2 separate regions of the Homo sapiens genome follow, and region 2 is linked to region 1. A link is a loop called in an ENCODE intact Hi-C map of the cell type or tissue named here. Cell type or tissue: CD4-positive, alpha-beta T cell. All regions are shown on one strand. Each heading gives the region's core, and the rest is flanking DNA. Links, peaks and the distances in the headings are about the cores only.

What was found. Hi-C counts contacts between places; a loop is a spot of excess contacts. Peaks named below come from ENCODE experiments on the same cell type or tissue, not always from the same donor. Only the 100,000 strongest peaks of a DNase experiment are listed, where the experiment ranks them.
Region 2: a loop joins it to region 1, with 5 times the contacts of the local background. A loop is called at or near these places in 19 of 110 quality-filtered maps.

What each region holds. Positions count from the first base shown.
Region 1 is chr3:50,618,455-50,626,522 of GRCh38, reverse strand. The region is part of intron 2 of MAPKAPK3 (MAPK activated protein kinase 3); the gene reads right to left. Among named protein-coding and RNA genes, the nearest start is that of MAPKAPK3, 5.3 kb to the right of the region's middle. RefSeq lists enhancers at 261-1,037, 7,746-8,068 and silencers at 2,329-2,428, 2,459-2,508. In CD4-positive, alpha-beta T cell, for the core only: no CTCF peak of the experiment used is centred there; DNase peaks (open chromatin) are centred at 5,452 and 5,892; H3K4me3 peaks cover 1,342 bases; H3K27ac peaks cover 1,725 bases.
Region 2 is chr3:51,682,096-51,690,163 of GRCh38, reverse strand. TEX264 (testis expressed 264, ER-phagy receptor) reads right to left here. Exons shown (of 5, transcript NM_015926.6): 3 at 5,530-5,751. Among named protein-coding and RNA genes, the nearest start is that of TEX264, 15 kb to the right of the region's middle. RefSeq lists an enhancer at 2,558-3,173 and a silencer at 3,567-3,616. In CD4-positive, alpha-beta T cell, for the core only: no CTCF peak of the experiment used is centred there; a DNase peak (open chromatin) is centred at 3,483; H3K4me3 peaks cover 1,297 bases; H3K27ac peaks cover 2,011 bases.

The DNA.
Region 1 (8,068 bases), core at 4,558-7,057:
GCTGAACCCTTAAGAATGGGGAAATGAGTGTGGCAGCTCAAGGTCCTGGTCCCTCAGGCCCCTGAATGTAGCCTCTGAGCCTTAGCAGGGCAAGGGTGGTCAGGTGCAGGGTGCCAGCTAGAGAGTCTTGAGTGTTCACACCAGCTAGTGCAGGTGCAGCTCACACTCAGCTCTGCCCTCTGTAAAAATGGCGGTAGGTTGCACCTCATACCTTGAGCCCTCCCAGACTCCCACCAGCTCCTCTGGCTGGCTCTAAGGCTCTGACTCAGGTCAGATCTCAGCCCTGTCTATACCTCACTGTGGCTAGGGAACCCTTGGGGGTCGTACTGTGCCTAGTCCCACACAATTGTCCCAAGCAAAAGTCTCAGACCATTGGGCCGTAAAAGGAGACCCAACAGCAGAGACTGCAGCTGAAGTTGACTTCACACAAGCCATGGGGGGGTGGCGGGGGACCTCCTCAGGTTACAGCTCAGCCCAAGAACTCCTGAGTCCACTGTTCTGACTGCCAAGGCTGCTGACACCTGGTCAAGGCGGGCAGCAGGAGGGGACACTGTGAGTGGCATGGGTACAGCACTCACTCCTCCTTCCTTCCCCACCCCCACCCTCCCCTGGGGTGGGGGTGGGGGAGTGAGCTGCCCGCTGACCAGGATGAGTCCTTAGCACCTGACCTGGCCCTGCTCTGTCCTCCGCCTGCCCTCAGCCTGCCAGGCTGCAGAAAAGAGGCCATGAGGCCTGAAACACACGAGACAGGCAAACTGGCAAGGCCCGGGAGAGCGGGGACAGAGCGATAGCAGGAGAAACAGGTGGAAAAGGAGAAATGAGAGGGACGAGGAGGCAGAGGACAGAAAGATCGCTAGTGCCATGAGGAGAAGGCAGCAAAGACAAAGCCCTAGTCTAAAGAAAAAGGCAACCCTAATCCCAAACCCGCCTCAAAAACAAAAGCAATCTTTTCAGCATCTCTGGCCTGTCTAGTGCTGAAAGGGCCTCCTGAGGCTCCTTGTTCCCCAAACGGGAGCCTCGTGTTCCTGCTCTAAGCCAAACCTCCACGGTTCCCACACAGCAGGATTTTAATCACAATTGCACAGGGCCTAATCCACTTAGTTCCAAACGGGCAGGAGGGTGGGGAGGAGCCCAGGACCCAGAGCTCCCTTCACGCCATTCTTTCCTGTCCCTCAAGGGGCTGGGTTCCCCAGGTGCAGGGCGCACCCAAGTGAGTCCTCATAAAAACCAATAATGTTTCACCAGCAAATGCACCCAGGCCACCCCAAATGAGAGCCCTGCCTTCTGAGTGTCTGCCGGCCTATGTTGTCTCATAGCATGAATGCAGGGATAGTAACAGTCACCGAGACTGGATCCTACTCCCCACCACATATTCAAACCCAGGGTTCAACTGCACCACAAAGATGATGGTTTTGCAAAAGATTATGAAACTGCCTTTAGTCCAAAGTCACTTGGGGAGAATGTCACAGAAAGCATTTTAAGCCGAGAGCACTGTTCCTCTCTCAACCCCAAGATGGGGCCTTTCATCTGGGACCACACAAGATGTCCAATAGATGGAGGGAGAGCAGTAGAACTAATGTTCTCCAGGGAAAACACCAGTGCTCACAGGAGCCATGGTCTCACTGTCCTGAGAGCAGCAGAGCCAGCTCTCCAGGAAGCGCTTTGTGCACACTCTCATGGCACAGGTATGCTTGGAATGCCTCTCACCTAGGGATGTCCTCAGCTCTTGCCCATGGGCCTTCACCATTAGACATGGCAGCCTGGAGCCAAGGGAGGTTGCGGGCTTACAGAGCCAGATGTTCCAACTACTGCCTCCACCCAGAGATCTTCCATGATGATGTCCCCAGCAGAGGAAAATGAGGGATCTAACTCCACTTCCCCAGGTGTGAAGCTCAGAAGAGATACAACAGACCTCTGTTGTAATGAAAACTGAGTCCTTCCCATATAGTCTGAACAACAGCCCAAGTGACCCAGGAGTCCCTGCAGCACCCTCAGCAATGGTGCTCTACCCTTCAAGGCCCTACACAAACGCCTCTTCCTCCACAGATTCCTCTGGTCCTCCCTCAGCTTCCCAGTCTTTGTCAGGACTTTGACACCGGCCCTGCTGAGGTCAACCACATCCTGCCAGAACACAGGTCTGCGAGTGGGAAACTGGTACTCCACAGCAGGTGCTGAATGTCTAAACCAGGCATATTGTCACACACATGCACACACACATACACATACACACACACACACACACACGTGAGTGCACACACACACAGGCACACACATACACCCTGTGCCTTCCTCTGTCATCCACATCCTTCTCAAACCAGAGGTCTGAATTAAACTGGCAACCTCTTCCAGGAAGCCTCTCCTAGCTGGCCCAGCCCAGATACAGTTTCCACTCGCCCACTCACCAGTCTGATTTCCTGCCCGTGGTGCTCTGGGCTCTGCCCAGCTGCACTTGTCTGAGACTCACAAGGCCTGGGAAAAGGCACACGACCTTTCTGAGGTGGCCTTCACAGTCATCATGGTCCTTGTGTGCTGGCCTCATGGGACTGCCACCTGTCCAATCACTGGCACAGAGTTCCATACAGTGAGGAGGACTGAGCAGATGTAGGTAGACACTGGCAGCATCACTCAGGGCCCAGCTGGGGCTGCCAGGGCTCCCAGTGGAGCCAGAGAGGACAATGCCAGCATCTTTCCAAGGACCAAGTCTCAGAGACCCTCCCGTGTCCCCACAGACTTGCATGAGGAGTGAGATGACTTAGATGCTAGGACTCTGGCATCAAACTGCCTAGGCTCACAGCTCAGCCCTGCTACCCACTAGTTGAGCACTTTGGGCAAGCTGCTGACCTCTGAACCTCATCCATATAATGGGAGTGATAAGAGTTAGGTAAGACAACTCATTCTGTGCCTTGTTGTGCACTGTGGACAGGGCCCGCTGGGCAGAATGCTCTGAAAAACTGTTAGCCGTTTATGGGGGTATCAGAATCCACAGCACCAAGGCCTGAATCCTGGAGAGCTGGCATCAGTTCCTAGATGGGATGGGAAAAGATCCTAGAAGCCCCAGCAGAGGTGATCCTGAGAGTAGGCTGGGAGCACAGCTTCGAAAACAGTAAGCAAGGCCAGCCAGGCACGGTACGAACCATCTCAGAACAATCAACCTCTGCCTAAAATTCCACTATTTGCATTTTGTAGGGTTTGATGCCCTCCCCAGGATCTTCATGAAAAAGCAAATTGCTCATCCCTGGCAGTTAACACTCTGGCTCCTCAGATTCTTTCCTTCTAGGTAAGGAGCAGCGTTGGGAGAACCCAGGGGGCAGTGAAACTATTTCCAGGGACTCTATTGTACCGGCTGCATAGTCCCTCCATGTGCCTCCTGATTTGTTGACTCTAACAAGTGGCCCTGCAGAGGCTGATCTGACCGGTCTGGAGATGGTAGGTGAGGGGATGATGGCTGCCAAATGAAAAAGGGCCTGGCCTGCCTGGCAGCTTCACCTGGCTTCAAATCCAGCTCAACAGTACCAGCCCCAACAGGCCAGCCTCACCCTTGGAGCAGTGGGCACCATCCCCCCAGGGAGAGTGAGGCATCCAGGGTACTGGGCTCTGGATCCATTGCTTCCCAGTCTCTGCATCCATCATGTTCTATCTTCCTTTTGGCATTCTGGTTATACAGAGCCCCTCTGTCTACTCAGAGGTGCAGCCTGGACAGCAGGCAGGGAGCAGAAATGGCCTCATGAATGGGCATTTCCTTTCTCCCAGGAATTCTCCATGAGGTCTATTGAGGCAGTGGAACTGTTAGATTCCATTGTGAATTCCCAGATCTTAGGAGAGTAGAAATAGCATTTCTCTGTGGCTTATCTCTGAGCTGTAATCAAAGAACCCCTCTCCTGTGGAGAAGGTGCAACCTGGAAAAAGTCCAGCTCCTGATGCTCCTTCCAAAGCTCAGAGGGGCCAGAGCCTGGTCATTTTCATAAGCATTCATGAATCTCTGATATATGCCAGGCCTTGGGCCTAGGTGCTATAAAAGAGCTTTGAATCAAAGGGGAGTATTATCAAAGGGGTCAAAGAAGGTTCCATTGCCCCAAAGCCAGGAACTCTGGGCAGCTTCCTGGAAGAGGTGGCACTGGGGCTGAGTCTTGACAGATGAGAAGAAATTCTTCAGTGCTGGAGAAGGAAAGATGTCACCTAAAGTAGAAAAGGGAGGTGGGCTGGACTGCAGAGACTTTGAATGCCACAGTTAGAGGCTCAGAACATACACAGCCAAGTCCCAGCATCCCTGTGTAATCTCAAATCCCTGTGAGATCTCCTCCTGGTCTCCAGAGCTTAGTTTCCCATCTGTCAGGAGAAATATGCCCTCTTCTGTGTTGTGCTTTGAGGCATCACTGAGATCCCACATGCAGAGCAGCCTGGCTCACGGAAGCCAACTGGCATCAAGGGGAAGGAAACTGTCCCAGAGGCAGCAGCCCCAGCAACCTCCCCAGATCCTGGGAACCAGAAGGAAGATGGCTGCTACAAAGACTTGACCCAGAGGACTCTGCAGAGGTCTCCTGGACATGTGGATCCACCACCCCACCACTCTACTCTCCTTAACAAAGAAGGGAAGAAGAGGGCACTGGGAGCCTAGAAGAGCCTCCAAAATGCTTTAGGGGTCAGAGGGGAAGAGCCCCCAGCCCCACAGTCCATAACACAGGGGCAGGAAAGAAGACCCCACCATTATGTCTCCATAAGGCCTTTTATTGCTTTTCTTTCTTTCAATTTTTGAGATGGGTCTCACTCTGTCACCCAGGCTGGAGTACAGTGGCATGACCACAGCTCACTGCAGCCTCAAACCCCTAGGCTCGAGCAATCATCTTTCCACCTCAGCCTCTTGAGTAGCTGGAACTACAGGTGTGTGCCACCACACCTGGCTACTTTTTTTTTTTTTTTTTTTTTTTGAGACACAGCCTCACTCTGTCACCCAGGCTGGAGTGCAGTGGCGTGATCTCGGCTCACTGCAACCTCCGCCTCCCAGGTTCAAGCGATTCTCCTGCCTCAGTCTCCCCAGTAGCTGGGATTACAGGCGCCCGCCACTGTGTCCAGCAAATTTTTGTATTTTTATTTTTAGTAGAGACAAGGTTTTGCCAGGTTGGCCAGGTTGGTCTCGAGCTCCAGACTTCAAGTGATCCTCCCGCCTCAGCCAAAGTGCTGGAATTACAGGCATAAGTCATCATACCCAGCCCTAATTTTTAAATTTTGTGTAGAGATAAGGGTCTTACCATGTTGCCAAGACTGGTCTTAAACTCCTGGACTCAAATGATCCTCCTGCCTCAGCCTCCCAAAGTGCTGGGATTACAGGCACAAGCCACCGCACCCAGCCTATTGCTTTTATTTAGAGATACTAAGTGCCATGGTCACTTCTGCCTGCCAAGAGGCCAAAAACCACAAGAGGGCTGGGCAGGATGTCAGGAGGGGAGAAAATTCGGGCCTCTGCTACACCCCCCACTTCAAACCGTGTGACTCACTTTGGGTCCCAATTTTCATGTATGTGATAAAGTTTGAAGGACTGGATCTTGGATGTGGTGGGGTAACTGATGTGTGACAAATCTGCAGGGCTGTGCCCAGTTAGAGGGAAAGCTGAAGGTACTAATTAACTAGTTAAGCCTGGGAGAGGGCACAAGCAAGAGGTCAGCAGGAGAAGCAGACACTGGAGGACCGCCTGGCCCATACACCCTCTCCAAGAAAGGCAGTCCTCCAGTTCCTGCCAAGAGGACAGCAATGAGGGCTTGGGGTACAATGGAGTAGAATGGCTGCACTGGCAGCAGAAGGTAGCCTTGGGAGGGAGCCACTGAGTATGACTGAGGCCAAGATGAACCAAGCAGGTGGTCAGGGGCTAAGGGAAAGCGGAAGAGGCCCAGCTCCCTGGGAGGGAGGGACCTGCTCCTCTAGGGCCTCCACAGAATAGCAACAGTTACAAGGACAGTGGCCACAGCTCTTCCTGTTTTATGAGTGTTTGCTGAGTTTCAGGCTTCCTGTTAAGCACTATCTTCCATCTTGGGCAACAGAGCCAAGAGGATGAGCATGAGACAAATGGGCAGAGATGGCCTGAACAAGGTCAAGTTATAAGATGAGGACAGGCCACCCTGGTTAACCTGGAGTACATCACCAGGGAGGCAGAAAGACACAGAGCCCACGACTGTTGCCTAGGCTGAGCTGGGGCAACTGCGGGGAGAGGGCTAGGCAGATGCAAGGAGAGGACTGTGATCCATCATGAGCTGGCTAAGCTCCCTGGGCCCAGGCCTGCCCATGTACTGAGGTCCCCAGGTCCTGGTCTTCCTGGGCAATGGGCAGAAGCTATAAGTGGGGAGATGTCACCTTCCTCCTCGTGGCCACAGCTACCACTCACAAGACAGGTAAAATAACTGTACCAGAGGTTGTGCTTAGCCCAATATTGGGAGATAGTAAATGCCTGCTTAGCTGGGTAAGGACTTCTAGGCTTGGTCACTAGTGATACTAAGAACAGGAAGGTCCTGGAGTGGGAGCCACATCTAATCCATGTCCCCTTTGAGGGCCAATTTAGGGCCAGATCCTGAAGGTCCCAAGCTAGTAGCCTTAGCCATGCTCACCCATAAAGGGGTACAGAGGGAAATCCACTCCAGGCCTGACCCAATTCCCAGTCCAGAACAAGGAGAGCACTGATGAGGTGCTGTGGAAGTTCTTGCAGTCAGAAGTTACCCCAAGTCACTCATCAGACATAGCATCTATGGGGAAGGGGTTAAGTCCAGTCTTACTTAAAGCTGGCACTGTGTGGGCCTACAAATTCTGGTCTCCCACCCCATCCCTGACTCACCCACAGCATCTGGACACCACAGGGGCTGGTCAGAGCTCAGTCTTGGCCCACAGGGTCAAAGCCTTGGTATTAAGAAGTGGGTCTCTGGCCTCAATCCCTCACCCACCCAGCCTGCCCTCAATCCTAGCACAGGTGGAAGGTTAAATAGTGCCCAGAGGGGGATGAAAACTCTCATTCCTCATCCTCTTACCCCCGTCTGCCCTCAGAAGAGCCACTTTTTCCCTAAAAGACTCAGAGAATCCCATTCCTGATACTCTGAAAAGCTCCCCGACCCCATTCGACTGCTGGGTTAGTGGGCAAAGAAGCTATACCTGGGGCCCAGCCCCACCAGCCCAACCCTGATCCTCTCCTAGACCCACCCGCATGTTCCCCTCCAAGGTACTCCGGGGAGACAACCTCCTCTGTTGGCCCTAGTGGTCCTGGGAAAGACACAGAGAGCTGGGTCCAGCTCCCTGCTCAGATGCTTTAAGACCTTGTGCCTTAAATAAGTCCTGTAACCTCTCCAGACCTGTATCAGGTCCTGTACCAAGTGCTTTAAATGTATAATCTCATTTCATGTTCACAACAACTCCTTATCTTTCCCCATGAATAGATGCAGAAACCTGGCTTCCAGAGTCTAGGATATCATCCAAGGTCATGAAACTGGCAAACACAGGATAGCTATTAGCCATATCTAGAGGACTCTGCACTTGGACTCATAATTAAAACTTGTGTAAAGGCCGGGCACGGTGGCTCACGCCTGTAATCCCAGCACTTTGGGAGGCCAAGGCAGGCAGATCACGAGGTCAAGAGATCGAGACCATCCTGGCCAACATGGTGAAACCCTGTCTCTACTAAAAATACAAAAAATTAGCTGGGCGTGGTGGCGCACGCCTGTAGTCCCAGCTACTCAGGAGGCTGAGGCAGTAAAATCGCTTGAACCTGGGAGGTGGAGGTTGCAGTGAGCTGAGATTGTGCCACTGCACTCCAGCCTGGCGACAGAGTGAGACTCTGCCTCAAAAAAAAAAAATCTTTTGTAAAATGAGAAGGGCCTTTGCTGTACTTCTAGCCTCCAGGAGCCACTATCCCTGCCATGCTCTACCCATCCATTGGCACAAGCTACAAATGAGTAAAGACCCCAGAGATGACAGATTCAAGGGATTCTGGGTATGGGGTGTGGCCCTAGGCCCAGAACTGTATGCCTTAAGCTGGAACCAGGTACCCGCCCCCAGCATCCCCCTGACCCCCACCATGCCACCTATATCAGCATGC
Region 2 (8,068 bases), core at 2,162-4,661, 1.1 Mb before region 1:
CCCTCAGGGTCACTGAGGCAGACTAAAGGGAAGCAAACACAAGCGGTTCTGTGCCCACTGGACAGAACACAGGCTGTGGCCAGGCTGTTTCGAGCTTCCTCACAGCCACTGCTCAACAGGCTGACCCATTTCCACAGGCAATCTGCTGGGGCCCACAGGCCTTAGTTCCAAGCTGGCTGCCCCATAATGCTATCACCCACCACTCAGGAGTTCAGTCACCACCACCCCAGGAGAACTCCAACCTGCAGCTCCCCAGGGTCCCTCCAGGTCCAGCTTCCAATCAGTCACACTCCCCTCAAGACAAGTGCCTCTCTTTGGAGCTCCTGCCCTACCTGCACAAGGGCTGGGCCCTGGTGCCTCCCAGCTCCACTCATACTGCAGTTACAGCATCCTCAGGATCGAGAACAGACATGTAGTGGGCGGGACTGGAGGTGGCATCTGCCCAGTTTTGCCCCTCTCTTAGGACAGAGGTTTTCAAACCAGCTGAGCCTTAGAAGCTCCCTTCCAAACAAAAGCTCAAGACACCTGGGTTGTAAAACTCACAGGCAGAACTACTCCAGGTGAAGCAGGAAAGGGTCTGAGTACAGCTCCCACCACAGGCTGATAGCCACAGGGCACCTCAGCACAGCCAGGGCAGTCTGAGAACTATGGTCTGGGGTCCTTGCCTTACTTTCTTACTTTACTTCCTTCCTTCCCTTTTTTTTTTTTTTTAATGTTTTTACTTTTATTTTTTTGAGATGGGTTTCACTCCTGTTACCCAAGCTAATGTGCAATGGCGTGATCTTGGCTCACTGCAACCTCTGTCTCCTGAGCTCAAGCAATTCTCCTGTCTCAGCCTCCCGAGTAGCTGAGACCACAGGTGCACGCCACCACGCCCAGCTAATTTTTTTGTATTTTTTTTCTGTAGAGACGAGGTTTCACCATGTTGTCCAGGCTGGTCTCAAACTCCTGAGCTGGAGTAATCTACCTGCCTCAGCCTCCCAAAGTGCTGGGATTACAGGTGTGAGCCACCATGCCCCCTTCATTTATCTATTTATTTATTTTTGAGACAGAGTCTCACTCTGTCACCCAGGATAGACTGCAGTGGCACAATCATGGCTCACTGCAGCCTTGACCTCCCAGGCTCAAGCGATCCTCCCACCTCAGCCTCCTGAGTAGCTGGGACTACAAATGCCTGGCTAATTTTTTTTCTGTTTTTTTTAGAGGCAGGATCTCACTTATGTTGCCCAGGCTGGTCTGGAACTCCTGGGCTCAAGTGATCCTCCCACCTCAGGCTCCCAAAGTGTTGGGATTACAGGCATGAGCCACCACACCTGGCCTTATCCCCTTTAAGCCCCTGGTAAGACAGTCCCAGTCAACCCAGCTGTCCCAGAATTCGGCCACCAAGGTTCCCCTCACAGGCTCACTATATTCGGTGACCCCTCCTTACTTACACGCTTTTCTCCAATTTGATGGTGGATAGTCAGACATTAGTCTGACCTCCAGGGCCACCTGCACTCCCCAGCCAATCAGCCACTACATGAACAATGCCCTGTAACACCCTAAACTTGGGAGAGGAGGCTCAAACCATTTTACAAAGACCCTCCCCCTAAAAACTCCCTGAAATCAGAGACCATGGGGAAGGGCACTTTTGAAAAAGATTCTGGACGGGTCTGGGAGAGAAATCAGGCATGGGGGCTTGGCTGTGTGTCAAACACTCTCAATGGCCTTCCTCACCAAGTGCTACAGACAGATATGAGCAAACTGCACTAGAGACCTTACACACACAATCCCACACATCGAATTCCCAGGCCCATCCCTCAGTCCTGGTCTGTTCCATGTGTCCGAAGCCTTCCCTGGACACTCATTAAGACTGGTGAATTTGGGGGCCTCTGCCCATTGCTCTGGGCTCACATCTGGGCCCCATCTCCCCTCTGCAGGTTTGCAATTTCAAGCAAGCTCTGTTCCATCCTGCAGCTTCCAGAAGATACCCCTTTCCTGGGACTTGGGGAGTGGTCTCCTCCTGTACTAGAGGCCACCTCCTTGGACTCCAGCGGAGCAGCCTGACAAAGCTGAGGCATCTTCCATATGGAGTGATGGTCACACAGTACGCATGGATTCCAGGGGAATGAGTGTTCAGCCTGGGGGCCCTTAGCAGTTTATATGGAGAAAGGCAGAGTTCCAGCATCTATAGCAGTTTGCCAGGCTGCCAAGCTGGGGAAGGCTAGCCAGAGAGCCAGAGGCTGCCATGCAAACCAGGAAAGCTGAGATCAGCCATCCCTTCCAGAATCCCGAGAGTCCTGACAAGTGCTTCTCCTTGGGCCTCTCGCCGTGAACTTCAGGTCCCTCTGTCCCATGAGACCAATCCTGTTCCAGGCTCAGGCACATCTGCAACTCCCGGGACAGCAGCTGCTCTCCACCTCCCAAACCCGAAGCTAAGATCCATTCACCCCTGCCCCTCACCTAGCCTCTGGAGAGGCTGGTGAGCCTGCCAAGTCCTCCCCCCGCAACTCCTGGCAGCAGGGCTCCTGGCCTCTCTCACCCCTGCCAAAGCAGAAAGCTGACGGCTGCTGTCATTCCATTTGAAGAGCCTTCACAGCAGTCCCAGATCCAGAGAGAAAAAGAAGGGTGTACACACGCGCACGCACACACAGTTAAAAGCTGTCGGTGCTAGAAGAGTGAGACGCAACTAGTCTCATTAGTAATCTCCTTTCTCTGACCTCAGGGCAGGGGAGATGAAGGCAGGGATGGAAGGGAGCCTTATACTCTCTCCTTGCTGTCTCCTGGGCTGAGAGAGGCACAGGGCCACCCCTGTCCACTGCAGGCTGTGACCAGCAAACAGAGCTAGCCCCTTCCTCATCTCTCCCCTGGCTTTGTTCCCCAAGACGCAAGGTCAGGCTAAACACAGGGGCAGAGGCAACCCCCACACCCTGCTGCCAAAACAAGCCCAGGACCTTCGGCCATGCCTCTTCTGTGGGCAGCCGGCCTCTATCTTACTCTCCCCGCTGATGGCCAAGCCCACACAAGCATGCCTCACACCTGTCTCTGGGAGAAGCCCCTTGCTCTCCCCCATATCACTGGCTTCCTTGTCTCAACCCCCACTCCAGGAGCACAGCTGACAGGCTCCCATGGGAGCGGGGAGGAAGGAGGAAGGGCTTTCATCAAAGAGGTGACGTCAAAACCAGGCAACTTGTGAAGCTGTCAGGGGCCGGGAAATTTGGACAAAGGTGTCTAAAAATAAACCCCTGAAGCCAGGAAAAGGCTTTGGTGGCTGAGTTGCTCACCACCACACCACATGCCACATGTCCTGTTCTGAGGTCTGGAACCCAAGAAGTCTCTTTCCCAGGGGTGCCCCTCCAGATGGGCCCATGAGGTTGAGGATGGCACCGACAGGACTGGAGAGGCCTTCCTTGAATGAAATGGGGCGGGACTCCCCAGAGGCAGCACACTAAGCAGGCCTAGGGCACTGGTATCTTCCTTCCTGCCCACACCACCAGCCAGCCCGCCCCCACCTCCAGTCCAACCGCAGCCAGGCAAGCACATCCTGCCCCACACCCCTTTTGGCCACCACCCTCCAGCTCACAAAGGAAACTCCCCTCTATTCTCCCTGTGCCCTTGCCTTATCACCGTGACAGCCCTCCCCTTTCCAGGTCTTCTCACTCCTGATTCTTCAAACCTGTCTTTGACCGCCAAGGACACAGCTGGTGACCCAGGGCCTCATTTATTCATTCCTCAGCCCCAACACCAGACTCCAGGGACATCTGAACTCCCATTTCCATCATCAACGCTGTGTCCCTTTCCCCAAGCTGCTTTGGTGAACAAAGTTGCAAGGATCCTCCAAGTGTACCAGGCTCTCACTCCCACTGACTCTCGTCCTGTTCCCTGACCCCTGCCACACTGGCCACGCCCTCTGCGCAGCCTTTGCTGCCACAGGCTGTCCACTGCCTACCTGGTCCCACAGAGGCAGGGAGGCACAGGGCAGCCTCCCAGGTCAAATACTGCCAACAGGCTGATGTCCCCAAATATATCCACCAGCCCAGCCTTTCCTCAACTCCAGGCCACACATACCATTGCTGACTCCACACCCCCCAACTTAGATGTATCTCAGGCAGCTCCCCTGACATAGCCCAAATAGCTACCTTCCCCCCAAAACCAGGGCCTCCCTCAGTTCCCCACATGTCAGTGAAAGCATCACTACATACTTGCCCACCTGCCCAGGCCAGAGGGGAGCAGAGCCCTCTGTGACTCCCTCACTGCCTCTCCTTCCACAACAGTGAATCCACCCAAAGTCTATCAGTTCTATCCCAAAAGTGATTGTAAATCTCCATCCTTGTCCACAGCTCTATAGCCGCTGGGCCTGCCCAAGCTGCCACCACTCACAATGGGATTCATGACAGCCTCCTAGGCTAATTCCTTAGCCCCAGGCCTAAGCATCTCCACCTGGTCCCAGATCTGTGGTCCAGTCCCACCCTGCCCAGAGATGGGACAGCTCATCTTGTACAGACGTGGCTCCAACTGTGTTATTTTCCTGGTTGGAACACTGCAGTGACTTCCTGCTGCATTTAGACCAAAGCTCTGACTAGAAGTTCTTATCTCCTCTCTAAAGGCTCTTCTAGGACTCTGCCTTGAGGTTATCTCCTCTGAGAGGCTGTCCCTGACCATTCTGTCCAAGTTGGTTCCCTGACTTTTCTCACCCTCTCCTTCTCTAGCACACGTCCTATTTTTGTCTGATATTTATTACCTATCTTCACCACCTCACTGTGAATGGCTGTTTCATGCACCAACGTTTCATTCACATTGTGCCCATTATAGCACCTGGCACACAGACTATAAATACAAGTTAAATGAATGAACAATCACGTCCAAGCCCAAACTGGGGTCATTTCCCTAGCAACCAAGTTTACAAAACGTTTAGGGGAGGAGGGATGTGTAACAGGGCAAGTTTTAAAAAAATTTCTGTAGACACAGAAACCCGTCAGATGACCAGGTGACTGGCTCTCCTTCCTCCAGGAAGGTTGGGCTGCCAGCATTGCCAGTAACCAAGTCAGGAAGTAAAGGAAACAGAGCCTGCCACTGCTGTCCCAGCCCTGGCCTCTGGGAGCAGATGTATAAGCCCATGCACAGGCAGGGCCACGGGCAATACATGATTACCTGGGGCCTGCCCAGACACTGGGAGCCTCAGGTCCTTGCTTTGCAGGCCTCCAGCAGGATGAGAATAAAGTGGCCTGTCCATTCATCTGAGCCAGGAGTGTGGGATAAGCACTATGGATGTCTTTGGTCAAAGCCAGAGCCAAACTAACCAGATCAGATTTATGAACAAGTTCTCCATGCTCTTGGGATATGCTCCGGCTTCCAAAAGATCTTGGGCATCTGAAAGAGATGCCAACAACCTCTGCCCATCTTCCTAGCTCCACAGGTACCTGTTCCATGAGGGCCCCAGGGTGCTGCTCTCCCAAAACCACTTCTTCCTCCCATTCTAGGCAGTCCTCCTCAGCTCCACCCAAGGGGCCTGGCTGTCCCCAACACACACACCCCAGGCCTGTGCCTCACCTTGATGTAGGTGTCCAAGGCAGGATGGACACGGCGGGTAGCCAGCCAGATGGACAGAATGGTGGTGTAGGGGAAGGTGGCTGTCACCACATGGCTGGGTGCCGGGAAGGAGAACACCTTGAAGCCAAATTTCTGGTAGAGGTCGATGAGCTCAGGGGAGGGCGATTCCTCACCTTCACTCAGGATGCTGCCCACGGCACATCGGCACTTATCAGGGGGCACCTGGGGAAGCAAAGCATGGGTGTGAGAGTTGGCCAAAGGAAGGAGGCCCTCAGACCTCCTTCCTCCTGGGACTGTGCCAGATCAGGCCTAAAAGAACCAGCAGCTCTGACAAGCCATGCAGCCCCAGATACCAGGACACAGCTAGCTATTTTCTTACTGGAACCCACCTATGGCCCCTGCCTGTGGCATCGTACCACAGGACTCTCATCTATTCCTTCAACAAACATGCCATGCCCTGTGGAAACCCAGGGATCATAGTGAGGGGTTAGACTTGGTCTCTGCCCTTCTGGAGGCCAGGAGAGGGAAGGGCGGAGAGGACCTCTGAACCATCACCCTCCACATGGCTCCACTGAGGGGGCCCTTCCACCCCACCATAAGACCCTCTGTCAGCCCCCACGCCCCAGGGCCACCAGCAGAACTGTACAGTGGCTGATCCTGCAGCCTGGGTCCAGCAAAATCCTATTAGCTAATTTCCCTCCTATCTCCTGGAGAAGAGCAGGCTTTACAGGCAGAGAAATTATGGCAGGCAAGGGAGCAAAACTGAGGAGTGGTAATAAAGAGCTCAGAGCCCTCCACGGTCATGCCCTAGGAAAGCAAGAACACGTGTGTGTGTGTTTACACACATGCTTGCAGGGTCAGGACCTGGCAAGTGGCTGAGGAGGGGCTGCAGGAAGCACCTGTCAGGACATAGGATTGGGATCACTGACATCTGGGTTGCTGGTGAAATTCTGTGAAGAGATCATCCTCCCCACCCCTCTGGCAGGGCCAGCTACCATCACCAGAGCCTCTAGACTTCTTCTGCAACCCATGGCCCATCCAGGGACCTATCCCACTTCCTAAGTCCCTTCCTGGCTAAAAGCCAAGACCACTGGTTCCCCTCCAAATCTCTGTAGGTTGCTAGTGCCTGCACTTCCCACTCTGCTTGCCTCCCTACCTAATTTCCCTCCTCTGGCTCCCAGAAACCTCAGCCATGTAAGGCTCCTATGTGAGCCTCCAACACTTCCTAGGACTGAATGAATGCTGCAAGGCCCAGTACTCATTTCTCCTCCTGGCATCAAGAGGCCTCACTTTGTCTCACCTACTGCTACCTGTTTCCCACGTCAGCTTTCCAGGTGCCTAAGTCTGTACCAGCCTTCAGACTGGGCCCTCAGAGACATATGATCTTGAATCCAAGAGATTCAGCACAGACCTTGTACCCTCAATCCTGGGTTTTGCTCAACTCTAAAGGCTCCTTTCTCCCTACCCACCGCAAAAAAATTTTTTTTGCCAGCAGTTCACCTTCACAGGGATGACCCCTAAGTTTAAACAGGCTTCTCCCTCTACCTCCACTTACTCCTCTCCCCAGCCCTCCTTCCCAGCACTGTGAAGTCATTATTACCTGTTCTCACCTCTCCCTCCCATTACAGCCCTTTCCAAGCCCTCTCTGAAATCCCCTGGGGGTTTCTCAGCCCTGAATGGCCTCCTCTACTCAGGCCAACCCAGGCCTTCCTTTTAGTCACAGTTTGCCTGGGACTTGGGCACCTATTCCAGGCTCTCACTTCTAAGCAGACCCTAACGGTCACCCTCAACTGTCTGCAGCTCTGGTCCCCTTGCAGCCCCCTTGAAGCCTACGGCATCCAAACCTGGCTCAGAGCTTTAGTAGCAGGCAACCGGGTGTAGTGGTCAGAAACACAGCTTGAGAGAGGCAGGCCACGGTGCGAATCTGAGTCGTGTGATTCTAGACAAGTCCCTTGGGTTCTGGGAGCCCCAGTTCCTCAATATCTACTTACAGAACTGCCATATTAAACAAGAAACTTCACGAGAGCTTAGCCTGGGTCCAGCATTCAGCAAATGCCCCATAATTGTGGTTATTAGTAGCTATGACACAGTCCAAACAACTGTCCATGGCCTAGAATGCCCGACCACCCAAACCTCTGAATATGCAGCTCCTCCCTGCCTGTCCTTCCGGTTCAAATACCCTCTTGAAGAGCCTTTCAGCGTGGCTCAGTGGCACTCTCTTCTCCCCCAGTATTTTGCTGTAAACTTTCTTGCCCTCCATAAGTCTACCTTGCACACAGTCACTTCTTTTGGCCTGAAGCTCCTCCCACCCCACCCAGAGGCACAGGAGATCACTGCAATACCATCTCTTGTCTCTAGATGGTGGAACTGCCCTACTCACACGCCAAGACTTGAGAATGACCAGATAGGCAGGAAGTTATCTGGCAGGCCTCCTGCTGACAAGCCAAGAGACACTGCCTGCCACAAAGCCTATCTTCATGTCCCTGACCCTACCAACCTGTGCTGTGCAAAAGAAACATCTACATAAGTCATATGGAGA